Regions from separate parts of the Mus musculus genome. Here region 1 is linked to region 2. The links are chromatin contacts, found by Hi-C or POLR2A ChIA-PET in ENCODE. All regions are on one chromosome and are shown on one strand. The core of a region is the stretch at or near the end of the contact, and the rest is flanking DNA. Distances in the headings are between cores, read along the strand shown. Region 1 holds the start of Eny2 (ENY2 transcription and export complex 2 subunit). Region 2 holds the start of Emc2 (ER membrane protein complex subunit 2).

Evidence for each region. Hi-C counts contacts between places; a loop is a spot of excess contacts on that map. ChIA-PET counts read pairs that join two places held with the same protein, here RNA polymerase II (POLR2A).
Region 1: a loop to region 2 is called in a map of T-helper 17 cell, with 7 times the contacts of the local background. The contact joins the promoter of Eny2 here to the promoter of Emc2 in region 2. A Hi-C loop is called at or near these places in 3 of 37 maps with a recorded cell type or tissue (T-helper 17 cell, regulatory T cell and v-Abl transformed pro-B cells). POLR2A ChIA-PET finds 5 or more read pairs at or near these places in 1 of 5 experiments (embryonic stem cell).

Annotation. Positions count from the first base shown.
Region 1 is chr15:44,426,541-44,429,608 of GRCm38, reverse strand. It overlaps Eny2 (ENY2 transcription and export complex 2 subunit), which reads right to left and starts at 1,498. Exons shown (of 5, transcript NM_175009.3): 1 at 1,367-1,498; 2 at 1-49. The coding sequence starts at 1,372. Nudcd1 (NudC domain containing 1) reads left to right here and starts at 1,302. Exons shown (of 10, transcript NM_001113554.1): 1 at 1,302-1,947. The coding sequence starts at 1,833.
Region 2 is chr15:43,475,833-43,478,981 of GRCm38, reverse strand. It overlaps Emc2 (ER membrane protein complex subunit 2), which reads right to left and starts at 1,753. Exons shown (of 11, transcript NM_025736.2): 1 at 1,657-1,753. The coding sequence starts at 1,696. It overlaps Gm10373 (predicted gene 10373), which reads left to right and starts at 1,946. Exons shown (of 3, transcript NR_046064.1): 1 at 1,946-2,014.

The DNA of each region.
Region 1 (3,068 bases), core at 249-2,748, 950 kb before region 2:
TTTGGTTAATCGCTGCTCTCATCTGCGCATCTTTGTTCATCTTGCTAACCTGGACATCAACATGCATTTTGAGATACATAATATTTAGAAAAGTGTTTCCTTCTAAGACCTCTCTAGACAATCATCCTAATACATTGAACATTATAATAAGGAAAGGATGATAATTTTAAGTACCTTACATGGTATTATTATTCTTAGTACTATTTCCTGTATCCCAATTCCCTTCCCTCATAAGCTCTTTATTGTTTATTTTCTTTGTCTTTTTAAAAAGGGAATAACTACTATTATAATACCATTAAGCACTTATGTACCTAAAACTGAGAATATTTAACCCCCAAATTTGCTCTAATGACACAATTCCATTTTACAGATGAGAACACTGAGGCACAGAGACAGAATGTGAAGTCAGGTACTTGGAGTCCCACCTTATTTAATTGTACACTAATATCTGACTGGCGTTCATTTCTGCATCTTAACTGCATTCAATTTCTGGGTAAGCCATAGCATGCACACTAATAAAAGATACGACTATGAAAAATGAAATAAGACTATGTGCTTGCTTTACCCAATAAACTTCACGGAGAATTACAACTGCTACCCTAGCTTTGGATTTCATATCCTTATTTCTGAAGGGTAAGTAAGAAAACGAATTTCAAACTAGTCTTTGAGAAATTCTTCATTTTCAATAAAAAACAGACAACCAATGCCAAAATAGGTGTAGGGGAAAAAAAAAAAAAGCAAGGTTAACTTTTGAGCGCATTTTTGCCATTTAAAAGTCAGGTTTAAGTTAATGTTTTCCTACTTAGTGTGAATCTTCTTTTGTAATTCTCCGTCTTGTCTGTATGGAAATTCAGACTACAAAGAATTTTCAGAGTTGGGCTGCGCAAGAAGCAGGTGAACAGAGGGTTAATAACTAGGCAACGCTTTACTTCTGTAGTTGGGGCTTAACATTTCCAAATTAACTGCAAAAGTTTAGACAGTGTCATAGCAAGAACAGCAAAACTTCGTCTCGTCTTGGCCCCTAAAATCACGGATAGTGACCTTGGGCAAGTCACTTAATGCCTAAAGGCCTCAGTTTTCTCACTGGTAAAACCAGGGCGCTAGGGACTCCCTCCCGGTTCTGACATTCTTTAGGAAAATGCAACACGGCGCAGACAGCTGGAGAGGCGGGAGGGGAGGAGCCAGAAAACAAAGCGGGGACTGGCTCCCGGCCAACTCCAGCAGCACGCCCTGTCGGAGAGCCCTACAGGCCCGCGAGCGAGCGAGCGAGCGAGCGCGGGTCGGGGAAGCTAACGAAAGACAGCACATCGAAAGGAGCCTGGGCTGGGCCCGGGTCCCGGCCCTGAGGACCACGGGCATAGCTCACCACCATCACCGCGGGCGAGGGCCGTCCCTTCCCAGCGACGAAATGACCCTTGCGCTGACGACCGTTACCTACCACACTCTTCGGCTGCCCGGACTTAGACCCTCAGTAGCTCGGGCACCTAAGCACACAGAAAGCTAGACCACGCATTTCCGGGGCGGGATCTGGCCACCCTGCCTATAATGTGAGAATTCAACTAGCGCGGGCCGCCTTCTGGTCGCTCGGCCCTCTGGGTAAGGAAGTCCAGAGTCTGTTAGCTGACGTGGGTTCAGGGATCAAAAAACTACATTTCCCAGCATTGCAACAGAACCAAATTTCTCATGGACACTACACTTCCCAGAAGAGACGTGGCGCCGCAGAGTCGTCTGGGATGGGAACCACGCCGTTTCCCAGCCTCAGTTCCAGGAGTGAAGCGCGGACCTTTCAACAAGAGCTTTATTGATTCTCTTGCTGGGATCGGGGGAACGCGATGGAGGCGGCCAATTGCTCTCTGCGGGTGAAAAGACCTCTGCTGGATCCCCGCTTCGAGGGCTACAAGCTGTCTCTCGAACCGCTGCCCTGCTACCAGCTGGAGCTTGATGCAGGTGGGATCGGCGGCACCCTCTCGCACCCGGTTCCTTCTTGTTGAGGCTGCCATTGGCGCAACCCTCTGTCACTCCGGCTAGCCAGCCACCTCCTGCCGGTCTGCACCTAGAGCGGCCGTCCACGCGGGGACCCGAGGATGCCCCCTTTCCTTCCGCGCCTTAGCCGCGGCACTGTGGGCTGGCCTAGGCGTCCGCAGCTCAGGCTCGGATGTTCTCCGCCCATACATCTCTGGCTCCTGCTCTGAAGGTTCAAGTTGTCCTTCCTTCCCAAACCTTACCTTTAGTAAACGTGTTCGCTGAGAAGCCACACCTCCTTGGAAAGTCCCCAACTCCCTTTTTCCTTCTGACGCAGAATCATTTCTTGGGAGAGAAAAATTTCCACATTCAGTTAGCAGTTTCAAATACTCGGGTCCTGGATCATGCTACAATTTATTGAGGGCAAGTGATTTAGTGCGCTTACTGTTGCTTGCTGCTACTACTTATTTATCTGTAACTTCCTAGAGGCTATTCTCCTTTTTACAACCATAGGAATTGTAGTTTTGTTAGGGAAAGTGTCCAGGGATTTGTGTTTTTAAATACATGTCTCTGCAGATTCTTATTTTGATACAAGTTTTCCATAGGTTGTACTTTGAGAAATAGTGATCTAGAGGTGTTAGTCGACGTTTGAGTATCAAGCGTTACTTATGTATGTATCTATGTATCTTTTCTCTAGATTGTATCTAGATTGTAGGGAGTCTATTCTTGACTGTCCTGGCACTTGCTTTGTAGCCCAGGCTGGCCCAGAACTCACAGATAACCAGCTGCCTCTGTGCTGGGATTAAAGACATAAACAAGTAGACCAACAAATGCTTGGGTTTTTTGTTTGTTTGTTTGTTTGTTTGTTTTTAAAGTTTCTTAAGTGTAAAAGTAATTGTTGTGGGCCTGTTTTGTGATTCATCGAGATGATTACGTGATTGGTATAATCATGAGTACCTAATAAATCATAATCCATTCACTAATAAACATCTAATTACAGTATGGGCAAGTAGTGAGAGGAACGTGAGCAAATGTAATGGTCTAACTGAGTATGTTTTCTCAACTTGTTTGGAGACCTGGGAAAACTTCCGGTAGGAGTTGATGAG
Region 2 (3,149 bases), core at 504-3,003:
ATTCTGAGAGACTAACATTTAAGAGTGAGGCTATGAGGGGAGAACTCTGTTGATGGAAAGAATCACTTGTGCCAACCACGAAGACAAGTATATGCCAATTTAGGCAATCTAGGAAAGACAAGCTGAGCCAGCTCAGAGTTGGGACAGGCAGTGGCTCCAGCTAGATGCCATCTAGAGCCAGATCATTCAGCAGAATGACATAATAATCCCAGCACTTGGGAGGCAGAGGCAGGTGGATTTCTGAGTTCAAGGCCAGCCTGGACTACAGAGTGGCAGCCAGGGCTATACAGAGAAACTCTGTCTCGAAAAACAAAAACCAAACAAACAAAAAAAACTATCAACCAACAACAAAATCTTTTCTCTCAGGTTAGAAGCTAACTGACCACTTTAAAAATAATTTCTTCTTTCATTGCTCAACAAATTACACAGCAGTCACTATTCCAAATCTAGTTATATCGCTATACCTTAGAATGCCCACAGGACAGCATGAAGCTACGCAGAATCATTTTGCTTGCCAACAGTAACATAATCTTTGTCCTTGATTTGTACACATTAACAGATTTTAAAAGCTATCCTTCACATACCTTAAAAATATCACTTTTCAACAATCTTAAGGTATTTATAACATGTTTAAAAGCATTGAAAGGAACACCTACTAACCTATCTACTTTACAGTGGAAGGGTATGTGTTGACATGAACCTTTTAAAAATGAATTGACAGGTCTGTTGTTCCATTAAACTGTAAACTCTTTGAACATTTGTCTTATATGACATAAAGAACTAGGACTTACATTTTTTATTCAATATAAAATCTTTTCCTTCTTATACTATTTGAGATTTATTTGCATTCAAACAATTCATGTAAATTTCACTCTACATGTTAAAGATCCCACAAAAGTATTCAATGGGCAAACTAGCTACTGAAGTACACTGTACTGTGCCAACTGCTGGGAATATGGACAGAAATCTCATGCTTTTAAAAACACCCATTTATTTTCTTAAGCATGACTCCCACCAACGTTTTTTGAAAGAGATAACAGCTCATACAGAACTGATCCAAGATTTAAATATTTTATTTAAAGATTCTCCACTCTTGGTCAATCAGACAGGATAAGACTATCACATGTGAACACATACCTCCAATTTAACCAGTTACAATCTCCTTCAGAAAATGAATTAGTTGGCAGAAAGTAAGTAGGAAGCTACATTGTGTGTGCTTTAAATAGGACTGGCCAAGGAAGTTAAAAGGGGAGACTTTCTAAACCCATGGAAAGTGCATGTTGAAGAAACAGATCCCATTGGACTATCTCTTCGCTTCAACACATTGATCCCGCCTCCTCGCCTCCCAGAAACCACATGCTGTGTGACAGCCGCAGCTCCGCGTCCCTCCTGCCTCCTAAACAGTAGATGACAAAACCGGTGCGCAGAGAGGCAGGTGGATCGGTGTACGGGCCAGCAATCGCGACACTGGTACGCCGCAGATTGTGGCCGGGCCCAGGAAGGAACCAGCCCCAGTGTCCACTCGGTTCGGGCAGTTCAGGGAGAGCTGCCCGACGGAGGACACAACCGGGTACGAATCTCTCCGGGGATTCTGGGTAATTCTAAACCATTTCCCAGGGCTTTGGGTCTTCCTGCACCCTCCCCGCCCAAAATTACCTTCCCAAGTCACATCGTAACGCTCAGTGACCTTCGCCATCTTCCTAGAACCCGGAGTCGGCGAGGAGAGAGGGCGGGGAGACGCAGCACTTCACCCGCGACCGGGAAGTGGCAAATGACGAAGCCAGTTTTTATTGGTCGATAGCGGGGAGTGGGCGGAATCTTCCTCTCATTTGTAAACCACTCAAGAGGAGAGAGGGCGGAGCCAGAGAGGTCTGAGTGGCCAGACTAGTGGGAAGAAGCCGGAGAGGCGGGGCCGGAGGGCGGGGCGAGGCGGGGCGGGGCCAGCGGGGAGCTGAGGGAGCTGCTGAGGAAGGAGTCTGTGACAGACAGCTGAGGCTGAGGTACTTGGGCTGAGGTAACTTTCTACTTTTACTGCAACTTTAGATAACTATCTACTTTTCCTGCGATTTTATCAAATGTAATGTCTTTAGTGTCTGCCGCTCCAGGTTTTTTTATTTTCCTTTAGCTAGACTCATTCAATTCTTTCACAGTCCTCAATGATACCTCAGCCTTAATGAAGTATCATTGACAAAAGAATATATATATATATATGTATATATATATGTATATATATATATATATACATATATATATATATATATGGTGTATAGGGTAATGATTTGAGATTATTACTACAATTAATTAACTTATCTATCTCTTCTAATAGTTACCATGTTGGAAGGTAATAGCTTTTACCAAAATATCAAATATATGATGTGATACTATTGTTGACTAAAATCTCCATATAAACAAAAAAGTTTCTCCTCAGACTAAGCAGACTTAAAAAAATATTTCATTCAAAACAATATTAAATGCTTCAGTCAAATTCATACCAATGCTCTGATAAAACGGAGCAGTGTAAATATTATCCCATACTGTTTCTTTCTCTTTTTTGCTTTTCCTCCATCCTTCTCTATTTATCTATATCTATCTATCTCTATGTCTACCTCTATCTCTCCTTTTCCTCTTTCTCTTTTCTTATACCCATTCCTCTTACTTTTCCATTTCTGAAAGCTCAAATGCAGACCTACTTTAAACTTACCTCTTCATTTTAGTCTATCATTAACCAAATGTCCCACACGCCCCCCCCCATTTTTGCTTTTACTCAATTATTTAAAATCCTATGTGGGCCAATCTCCTCTACTTCCAGTATAACAGCCCAATACTTATTGCTAGTCACACTGCAGTTGTGACCCTTTTGCCTCCCTTCCACCCATACTATCAGTATACACAGTGCCATTGACTCACCACTTCAAGAACTAATATTTAAAAAGCATCCATTTTATACTCATTTTGTATTCAGTTATTATCTACTGTTATGAAAAATGGGTTAGTTACTGAATAGTTGCAAACAGGAAATATTCAAACTCAACCCTCAGCAGCAGTCAAAAGATAGAGCCTGGTACCTGGAACACCAATCTAACATAGCACTGCACCACAGCTGACCTCCAGTCTTAAGCAACAATTTGACCCCCTAATAGTCATATCCC